Linked DNA regions of Homo sapiens: region 1 is linked to region 2. A link is a contact called in ENCODE Hi-C or POLR2A ChIA-PET data. All regions are on one chromosome and are shown on one strand. The core of a region is the stretch at or near the end of the contact, and the rest is flanking DNA. Distances in the headings are between cores, read along the strand shown.

What was found. A loop is a pair of places that touch in the nucleus more often than their neighbours do. ChIA-PET counts read pairs that join two places held with the same protein, here RNA polymerase II (POLR2A). Pooled maps may share reads with other maps.
Region 1: a map of CD4-positive, alpha-beta T cell shows a loop between it and region 2 (4-fold over the local background). The contact joins the promoter of PDSS1 here to the promoter of RAB18 in region 2. A Hi-C loop is called at or near these places in 2 of 168 maps with a recorded cell type or tissue (CD4-positive, alpha-beta T cell and CD4-positive, alpha-beta memory T cell), 7 of 37 single-sample maps with no recorded cell type and 16 of 50 pooled maps. POLR2A ChIA-PET finds 5 or more read pairs at or near these places in 3 of 52 experiments (CD4-positive, alpha-beta memory T cell, HepG2 and PC-9).

Annotation. Positions count from the first base shown.
Region 1 is chr10:26,694,554-26,699,699 of GRCh38, reverse strand. It overlaps PDSS1 (decaprenyl diphosphate synthase subunit 1), which reads right to left and starts at 1,999. Exons shown (of 12, transcript NM_014317.5): 1 at 1,860-1,999. The coding sequence starts at 1,988. RefSeq lists an enhancer at 944-1,832 and a silencer at 1,707-2,326.
Region 2 is chr10:27,501,613-27,506,719 of GRCh38, reverse strand. RAB18 (RAB18, member RAS oncogene family) reads right to left here and starts at 2,416. Exons shown (of 7, transcript NM_021252.5): 1 at 2,283-2,416. The coding sequence starts at 2,350. LOC124902399 (a long non-coding RNA gene) reads right to left here and starts at 2,275. Exons shown (of 2, transcript XR_007062097.1): 1 at 1,996-2,275; 2 at 1,628-1,741. RefSeq lists enhancers at 2,281-2,340, 2,451-2,720.

The sequences.
Region 1 (5,146 bases), core at 750-3,249, 810 kb after region 2:
TCAGGCCAGGCGTGGTGGCTCACACCTGTAATCCCCGCACTTTGGGAGGCCGAGGAGGGGGTGGATCACTTGAGGTCAGGAGTTCCAGACCAGCCTGGGCAACATGGTGAAATGCCGTCTCTACTAAAAATACAAAAATTAGCTGGGGGTCGTGGTGTACGCCTGTAATCCCAGCTACTTGGGAGTCTGCAGCAGGAGAATCGCTTGAACCTGGGAGGTGGAGTTTGCAGTGAGCCGAGATTCCGCCACTGCACTCCAGCCTGGGCGACAGAGTGAGACTCTGTGTCAAAAAAAAAAAAAAAGAAGAAGAAGAAGAAGCATGTAGTGGCATAAGAGGGTGGATGCACCCATCTCTTCAAATACTGGCTTCTTCTGTGGAACTAGAAATATCTGAAGTCTGGAGAGAACAGTCCTGAAATGGATCACAGCAAAGCCTACCTTCCTCCTCTAAGCCTCTTCTCCCACATGCCCCTCACCCCCCATATTCTGTTCTCTTTACTCTCTAGCATTGTCTAGTTGCCCAGCTGCCACTTGGTCTCCAAACGTCTTTTTTGCTTTAGATTTTTTAGAGATAGGGTCTCACACTGTTGCCCAGGCTGGAGTGCACTGGCACTATCACAATAAACAGCTCACTGTAATCTTGAACTCCTGGGATCGAACAATCCTCCTCCCTCAGGCTCCTGAGTAGGTAGAACTACAGGCATGCACCACCCCACCTGGTGAATTTTTTCTATTTTTTATAGAGACAGAGTCTTGCTATGTTGCCTAGGCTGGTCCCAAACTCCTGGCCTCAACCGATTCTCCCACCTCAGCCTCCCAAAGTGCTGGGATTACAGGTGTGAGCCACTGTGCCTGGCCCAAGCCTTGTTTTGGATAATTTGTGATACGCATCTACTTTGGTACAAAGTAGATATTTATAAGTGTTATATATTTCATACTGGGAAATGATGTTTGATGAGAACACGGACACATAAAGTATACCAAATCTGAATTAAAAGAGTACTAAATTCAAATAAACTTAAGTAACAGTGAGTCCATAGATTTTGCACGGTTATGCTAATAGCATGGGCCTACCCCATGGCACACTGAGAATCATTACAAAGCGCAGAAGGGCTCACAGTGTCCATTTACAGGGGCTAAACTGACCAGAAAGGGAGAAAAAGGAGATCGGAACCCAAAGGCAGCAGAGGAGACCCTGAAAGAATGGGCTATCGCTGAGATTCTGACTTTAGATGACTCCAGGGTTTCTCTCCTCCTGACGGCCTCGGGCCTTTCTCCTTCCAGTGTCATTCCAGCCCCATCCAGGTGTGCTCTCCTCCCGAGGCCACTGCTGGACAACTAAGGTCCGGTCCACCCTAGCACCAGCCCTGCATTCTCCACAAGACCTTTTCGGACTATTCCGAGGCCGATTCGATCCTCCGTTTCTCGGAGAGAGCTCTGAGCACTTTGGCTCTAAAATTTCAGGCAAGATCTGTCTTCCTCTAACTCCAAAGTAAATAGCTGCAGTCGCTCTCCAGGCTTAACCTTGTCCATATAGCAGCGGTCAATCTGATCGCTCCTGCGCTTCCCCCAGGACACGGATCCCACCGCTTTCTCCACCCCCCAAAACGCTCCCGGGGTCCCCAGGACACCGCTTTCTGCAACCCCGTGTAGGGCGCCCCTACTTCAGTCCAACGCGCGGCTCCGTCCCACCGCGAGCACCCCTCAGCTCCGGAGTCCCACCCCGGAGCTACCCCGGAGCTACCCCGCGCGCCCCCGCGTCGCGACGCACGTGCTCCCCGCTCCCATTCATTCCGCCCACTGCTGTCATTGGAGCCGTGACCTCTGAGCCCCGCCGGGCGCGCGCCTCCCAACCTCACCTGCGCGCGGACTTCGGCAGCGGCGCTCGGCCCCAACGGTCCCGCACGGCCGGGGGAGCCGGGCCCGGGGCTCCGCGCCGCCGGCTTCCAGGAGCAGCCGCGCCGCCACCGCCACCAGCGCGAGGCCATGGTCGGAGTCTGAAAGTCGCGGCAGGGCGGCGGCTCCGCCTCTGGCCCGCGATCCTCCTCCCGGGACCCGGAGCCGGAAACCTGGCACAGGAAGCGCTTCGGCCAGGCCCGGGAGCGCGGTTCGCTCTTCCTCGCTTGCGGTCCGGCTGCCGGCGCGGACACTTCGGGTGTCTGCCCGTCTGCAGCCAACGGGGACTGCAGCCGCTCCCGGGAGGCGACGGGGCAGGGGCGTGCGGAGACCTGGTCTGGGGACCCCGAGCGTAACCTTCCCCGGGGCGAGCCTCCTATCCCCACCTCTTCCCGGAAGCTGTGCAGGGAGACTGGCCACGCCTGCAGTCATAGCAAAAATGTCCCTGTGGGGACCTTTTATTAGCAAGAAATACTACCGCGCGCCACCCTTGCAGCCACGAACTCTTTTGTTCTGCGTGTTTAGGCAGAAACATAACTCAGAGAATGGGGTTCCCGCTCCGCAGCCTAAGCCGGAGGCGACGGTTTCCGCTGCTGCTTCCCTTGGCAGTGACCTGACACGCCCTGGTCGGCTGCCTTTTGCAATCTGTTCTTGAAGGAAGTTCCAGCCCATCGCATCTTCCTAGAAACAAGTCCGACCACGATCAGGGTTGTTGTGAAATAGTAGCTAAATTAGCCGGGTCTCGTGACTTTTGGACTCTCCCCTCCAAACGCCTTATAGGTATAGTTTGGCAATCTTGCTCACACCTGGGTGTGAACCTGCGTGTACCCAGCCCGGGAGATATTGGAGTCTGTACAGGATTAGTACCCCTTATGGGTTAGAAAGGCCTTCTTTCCTTAGCTCTAAGGCCAGATCTACTGGTGCTAAGAGACAGCGTGTTCCGAACAGAAATTAAGTGATATAAACATTCAGCGCATGCACTCAAACACACAGAGCCAGTGAGATAGGGGGTAAGCATTAGAGATAGAGAAATGCAATTTAGTCCTCAAAAAATTCACTCTAATGAGGAAATAGACCAGCAAGTAGGTAATTGCAGTTCTCTGATTCATGTATTTTCTTGTTCTTGGGTTAAAGAATGCGGTAGCCTCATAGCTGGGTACATTAATTTCATATTTAATCGTGTGGATTTTTTATGGAATGAAGACATCATAGACTATATAAAGACATCTATGAAAATAAGCCAGTTTGATGGTGTTTTTTCCATCTTGAAGAATAGTATGTAAAAATATGCAAAGCTTTATGAGTAAAGATTGTTAATATGCACCTGTAGCTTATCTTGGTTTAGATTAGGTTTATATATTAAGAAACATTCATAAGGTGGAATTTGCCAAGTAGAGTGTAGCAGTAAGCACTTGGGTTGTACTTGATCCTATGACTAAGACATTATCATTTGCCCTTTTTTGTATATAAAGATAAGGAAACATATAGAGGAAATACCGTATGGTCAAATAAGTATCACACTCAAGCTCACCCAGTTGTCAAGTATGTCACTACACAATTTTGTCAGACCATGTTCGTTTAGAGATTGCTTGGCCACATTAAAACAGAAAACATTGCTCTTAAAAAGATGCTGTAGGTCGGGGGCACAGTGGCTCAGCCTGTAATCCCAGCACTGTGGGAGGCCGAGGCAGGTGGATCACTTGAGGTCAGGAGTTTGAGACCAGCCTGGCCAACATGGTGAAACCCGTCTCTACTAAATATTCAAAAATTAGTTGGGCATGGTGGTGCATGTTCTGTAATCCCAACCACTTAGGAGGCTGAGGCAAGAGAATCACTTGAACCTGGGAGGCAGAGGTTGCAGTGAGCCGAGATTGTGCCACTGCACTTCGGCCTAGGTGACAAAGTGAGACTCCGTCTTTAAAAAAAAGAAAAAGAAAAAAAGATGCCGTAGTATTGCAAGGCTAAGTAGGGACAGCAGCTGAAGTTCCTCAAGACTTCCAACGTTACTGTATAGCTAAACTCTTGAGAAAAAACAGTAAGCTACCAATTGGACATACGGAATTCACAAGTAGTTCTTTTGACCCCACTAGGCCAAGCATGAGTTGAGGAAGTTAAAAACACTATCTGAGTTATGCAGGTAAGTGCTAAAGAACAGACTTCTCTTGTGCAGTCTGAAAACAACTTTAGTCTATTTTGCTGCCCTTAGACAAATGAAAAGAGCCAGTACAGATGGATCAAAATGGCCTATGTGTAACTGAAAGCGATCAAGGTTGTCGTTTTGAGGTTGGAGTGTTAGGTACCCTCCAAGACATTTTCTTGCCATATTGATGATACTGTTTAAAACATAATATCTACAATAGGAACAGGTTTTATAGCCAAAGAGATTGTAAATATAGTACCAGGCCAGACACAGTGGGTCATGCCTGTTATCACAGCACTTTGGGAGGCCGAGGTGGCAGGATTGCTTGAGGTCGGGATGTCACGAACAGCCTAGGCGACATAAGCAAGACCCTGTCTCTACAAAAAATAAAATTAGCCAGGCGTGGTGGTGTGTGACTGTAGCCCTAGCTACTCAGGAGCCTGAGGCGGGGAAATTTGCTTGAGCCCAGAAGTTCGAGAGTTCGAGGCTGCAGTGAGTTGTGATCATGCCACTGCATTCCAGTGTGGATGAAAGAGTGGGACACTGTCTCCAAATAAATAAATAAATAATCCTATGTATTACTGTGTCTTGATTTACAGTACTGTGTAAAACATCTCATCCTGATTTTACTAAATAAATGATCAATGAATTATCCAAATTATCTTACTCTGGTAAGCACATTTATTGAGAGAAAAGGTTCAAACATTTGCAGTGAAAGATTAGTTTCACTAACCTTTTGTTTGTTGTTAGTTTTTGTGGATTTCATAGTCTTATGCAAAACGGAATTCAAAAGAATTTAAAGTTGCCAGTACTGATTTTCCTGAGATCTTAAGAGAAGGGGTTAGTATGCTTTTGGAATTTTCTCTGGGGTTTTTAGTCTATGACTCATTAGCTTGTTAAAGCATCACATGGGTGAGGGTTTAATATGCCTGAAATAGCCTTTTTTGTTCCATGGCTGGTGATCACATCTATTGACCAGCAGCTGTCTTGCCGGGACGTGCATCGAGTGGTACAAAATGATAACTACTAATGGAATGTGATATGCTGCCCCTGCCCTACCAATGTTAGAGCATCATAAAGGAGATTGTGTTAATTATATAATCTAGTTCA
Region 2 (5,107 bases), core at 1,167-3,666:
TTAGGAGTATGAGGCAGGAGTTTGGCTTGAGCCTGTGTGTTGGAGACCACCTGGGCAACATAGGAAAATCCCATCTATGAAAAAAATTTTAGAAGTAGGGCCGGTTGTGGTGGCTCATGCTTATGTTCCTAGCACTTTGGGAGGTCAAGGCAGGAGGATCTGTTGAGCTCAGGAGTTCGAGACAGCCTGGGCAACACAGTGAGTCCTCCTCTCTATAAAAAATAAAAAAACACTAGTCAGACATGGTGACTCGTGCCTATAGTCCAGCTACTCAAAAGGCTGAGGTGGGAGGATCACTTGAGCCCAGGAGATTGAGACTGCAGTGAGCTATGATCATGCCACTGCACTCCAGTCTGGGTGACAGAATAAGACCCTGTCTCAAAAAAACAGCGGGTAGAGCAGAGGAATTTTGTTTATATACTCCAGTTAACCTTCCAGAAAATTTTAACATACCCTAACTTGTCATCCATGCAATACATTTAGAAAAAGTGCTAACCAACCATGTATTGGGTTGAACTACATGAAATGACAACCAACCATTCTTGACTTCAAAAACACTAATTTCATATGCCTGAACTTAAATGAGAACGATATCTCAAGGAAAAAAGGAGAAAAGAAAAAGAAAGATCACAAGGCTGTGAAATTCCTATTAAGACAACGTTTAACTTTTTAACACTCAAATATGTATGTGCAATAATAGATGATCATGTAAATAATTTTACTCATGCCTTTTACACACACACAGACAAATCATGCTGGTTTGCTAACTCATAGTATTTCATTATTCTATTCCTTGGTATGTGCAAATCCTTCATTCCAGTAGACACAGAGGACATTACATGAGGAACACTATGAAAATGTGTTGTCAAACTGGTGGCTCACGCCTGTAATCCTAGCACTTTGGGAGGCCGAGGTGGGCGGGTCACGAGGTCAAAAGATGGAGACCATCCTGGCCAACATGGTGAAACCCCATCTCTACTAACAGTACAAAAGTTAGCTGGGCATGATAGTGCGCGCCTGTAGTCCCAGCTACTCGGGAGGCTGAAGCAGGAGAATCGCTTGAACCCGGGAGGCGGAGGTTGCAGTGACCCGAGATCGCGCCACTGCACTCCAGCCTGGCAACAGAGCGAGACTCCGTCTCAAAAAATAAATAAATAAATAAGTAAATAATATCAGAATATATTACATAAGCTTTCAAATTCTGAAGAAGCTTTTAAAAAGTAAGACTTTATGAAGTGACTTTTACAAGTTATTTGAGGAGAGCTTTCATTCTAGTTTGTAGAATTAAGGCTATTTCAATTTATGAAATACAAAAAATTATTTGAAAGATACGTGTATCAGAAGGTATAGCTAAAATATGAAACTGATTACAGCCCCTGGAGTGCAAATGTGGTTTAAGGATCAGGACGGCCTTGAACATAACCTACTCATAATCAGATGGCAAGAATGACATCAGCTGGAGAACTCTCTTCCAAGACCTGGATGAAATCACAGCCCTCTAGCAACATCCACCTAGATCCATGTCTTACCTTATACTCAACTCCACTGTCAATATTATTTTCCCCAAGGAAAAAGTAAAAAATGAAAGCACAACACTAATCTTCTGTCTCCACAGGATGTGGCAAAATGAGAAATAACAATTACATTTTATTTTCAAAGGTGGCCCACGGCTGAAGCACTCGGACCTTACACTAAAGCGAAATTTTCCAGCAGTCACAAGATCCAGTTCTTTCACAGCCGACTAATAAAAAAGTAAAAGAATCGACATTAAGCTGCGCCCAAACAGGCCAGGAATGGGACCTAAGGCGTCACGAAACTTCCCGAGGACATTATGTATTTAGAGAAGGCCCCACAGAAACCCTCAAGTGGGAAAGCTATGTCTCCCGGGTCTCGGGGTGGCAGGCAGCCTGAACCCCGAGAGGTTCGAGGCAAGGCGCCCCCGGCCGGATTCGGGCCCAAACCAGCCCGCCACGCCCTGAGCTCCGCGCAGCAAACCTGCCGGCCGAGCGGCGGCCCTCGGAATGGTGTTTTCTCGGCGCTACAGGAGGGAGAGCGACCCAGAGAACTTGGGCCTGGCAAAGGCCGGGAACCAGGCAGGCGCGGGTGGGGAGAGGAAAGCAAACGTCGCGGGAGAGCGCGGCCCAGAGGCCGAGGAGGGCGCGAGCGGAGCCGGCCCGAGCCCGCCGCTGCAGTTTACAGTTCCCGTCGCGGCCCAGGAGACAGCAGCCACCGGGGCAGAAAGAGCCCAGCCACCCTCGTCACGACCCGCACCTCCGCCTCACCTGGACTTGCCCACCCCACTCTCGCCGATGATGAGGATCTTCAGGGTGGTTAGCACGTCCTCGTCCATCCTGACCCCGTTCCGCTCCGAGCCCAGCTGGCCGCCCGGGTGCGCCTCTCAGCCCTTCAGCAGAGTGAGCTGCTGCGCATGCGCGCCGCTCCACGTCTGCCACCTTCCTTTCACACCGGGTGTTCAGGCTGCCGAAGCCCTGGACTCCCCAGTTCCGCCTTGAGGTAGCTCCACGGCTGCGCGACCCAGAATCCCCGGCGTTTTTCCGGACTGCGTGTTCCTCCCCTGCGCAAGCGCAGGTGGGGAGCGCTGTGTGTGACTTTGTTGGCTTCTTCTTGAGGTCTAGCTCCGCCCCAGCCTCAACCTAACCCTCCTTTTGAGTCAGTGGGAGGACTCAGTCAGGAGAATATCAAGCTGTTTTATTTCGGCAGCTGCTCATAACAGCTGCACTGCGGTGGGAAAAGCACTGTGCTTGAAGCAGATTATCTTAAATTTAGGTCCAGCTCTACCTTATAACTGCCTTGTCATACTACCCAGCTTTCTTAGCCTTTCTCCATCTCTGAGAGACACAGTAACACTTCTTAGAACATCTGCTTCTTATTGTTATGAAGGTTAAGTGAGTTAATTTGTGAAGACATGTTGTTAACCAAAGTGCTCTATAAAAGGTGTGATCAGGTATTATCTTGCTGGCTTCCCCTCTGTTATAGTGGAGAGCACCCTCTGCACCCTAATTCATCTTGAAAGGGAGGCGTAGACTTCAGGTAGGTCAGGTGCATTACTTCTGGCGGTGCAACTTCAAGTCAACTCTCCTTCCTCATAAGAACTGCTACACCCATACTGCAGGAAGTGTATGTCTACACCTTGCCTCCTGCATTAAGTTGTAAATCTTAGTGAAGGTACCAAACCTCATTCATAATACTTAGCACAGTGCCTGGTACATGGCAGGCACTCAATAAACCTCAGTTCTCTTGTCTTATTTCCTTATACCTGCAGCTAATGTCATATACAATGGATATTTGATTAAAGACTACATATAAATAAAATTTCAAATGTTAAGAAATTAATTTGTTAAATAGCTGGAAAAGCCCTTTCAAAAGATATCCCAATGGCTTCTCCTCCTTCAGGTCTTCGCTCAAATGTTGCATTCTTAAAGAGGCCTTCCCTGTCCATTCTACTGAAATATGCAAATCCCTCCAGCATTCTCTAGACCTCTTTACATTGTTTTTCTGCATAGGATTTAACCACTCTCTGATACACTATATATTTTACTACTTTATTAGAAGTCTCATGAAGGCAAGGATATTTTGTTTTGTCTACTGGTATGTCTTCAGTATCTAGAGTACTTCATGGCACATAATATGTGCTAAATAAATGTATGCTGAATGAATTAATTGAATGAATGTTGTAGAGTCCATTCCTAACCTTAGAGAATAATGTCAATGAAACAACCTCCACTTCTCATCAGATAGCCCTTGAAACTTCAGTCAAGTCTATCTAGCTTACTTTTCATTATGACAAAAAGATCTTATTTATGAGGTTCACAGTATTGTCAAGCTCTCCTGCCCTGGGGTCCCGAGATCCCTAGAAATCCCTGAAAACCTTTCAGGGGGGTTGCAAGATCAAACTATTTTCATAGTTAATATGTTATTTTTTCATGCACATTCTCTGATGATAATATAATGGAGTTTTCCAGAGGCTATATATTAATAACATGTAATAGCAAAACAGATTGAAGGCAGAACAAGATATGTGAACTTACTGGTTTTCTATGATATTAAGCCAGATATTAAAGGGATTTCCTAAAATGTAAAACATTGCCACTGTTCTCAATTTTGTTCTGTTTTAAAGTAGTTATTTTCATAAACATTTCTATTAACTGGTAATAGGTTTATTATTGTTTTTAAGTAAATTAACATGTTTGAAATTTTCTCAGTTTTAATTTCTAGTAGGATAAATAAGAGATGTAATCTCTTTGGGGTTCTTACAATCAAAAGCTCTTTCAGGTCCTCAATGATTTTTAAGAGTATACTATAATTTGTACAACCAAAAAGTGTGAGAACCATTGCACTGTGCTATTCACACCAAGATAAATACAAAAACAAAAACTTCATCAATAAATCCAGGGCTATCTCTTGCAACCTGTAATACTGTTGACGTACTTTGGCAATATCATTTTCTCTTGGATTTCCTCCATCTCTTGGCCATTTCCTCTCTTTCTTTTTCTTTTCTTTTCTTTTCTTTTTTTTTAAGAGATGGGATATTGCTATGCTGCCCAGGGTGGTCTCTAACTTCTGAGCTCAAGAAGTAATCCTCCTACCTCAGCCTTTGAGTAGCTGGAACTGCAGGCATGCATCACCACGCCTAACTAATTTTTAAAACATTTTTTTAGAGATGGGGTCTTGCTATGTTGCTGGTCTCAAACTGCTGGGCTCAAGCAATCCCCCTGCCTCGGCCTCCCGAATTTACATCTCTGGCTGAGATTTTTCTCCTGAGGTTCAGGCCAACATACACAACTGCCAAGACATCCCCACATGGGGGCTGGCAATAAAGAGATGTACTTAAAAGACACAATGAATAACTGTCCCATGCTTAGTGAAGAAGAGGGGAAAGAAAAGGGAAAGAAAAACATCGAACATTTCTCTAATGTTTCAAGCCTCGGCACTACCAATCTGAGAGAAAACCCAAGACAGAAACAAGAAGGAATATGAGTTTCGTTTCAGCCATAGTGAATTTTATGTAAAGGTGAGCCTTGAAGGCAAAATTTTTCAGACCTCTTTTAGAGCAGTGGTTCCAAGATTCAGGACAGATAGCAAGACA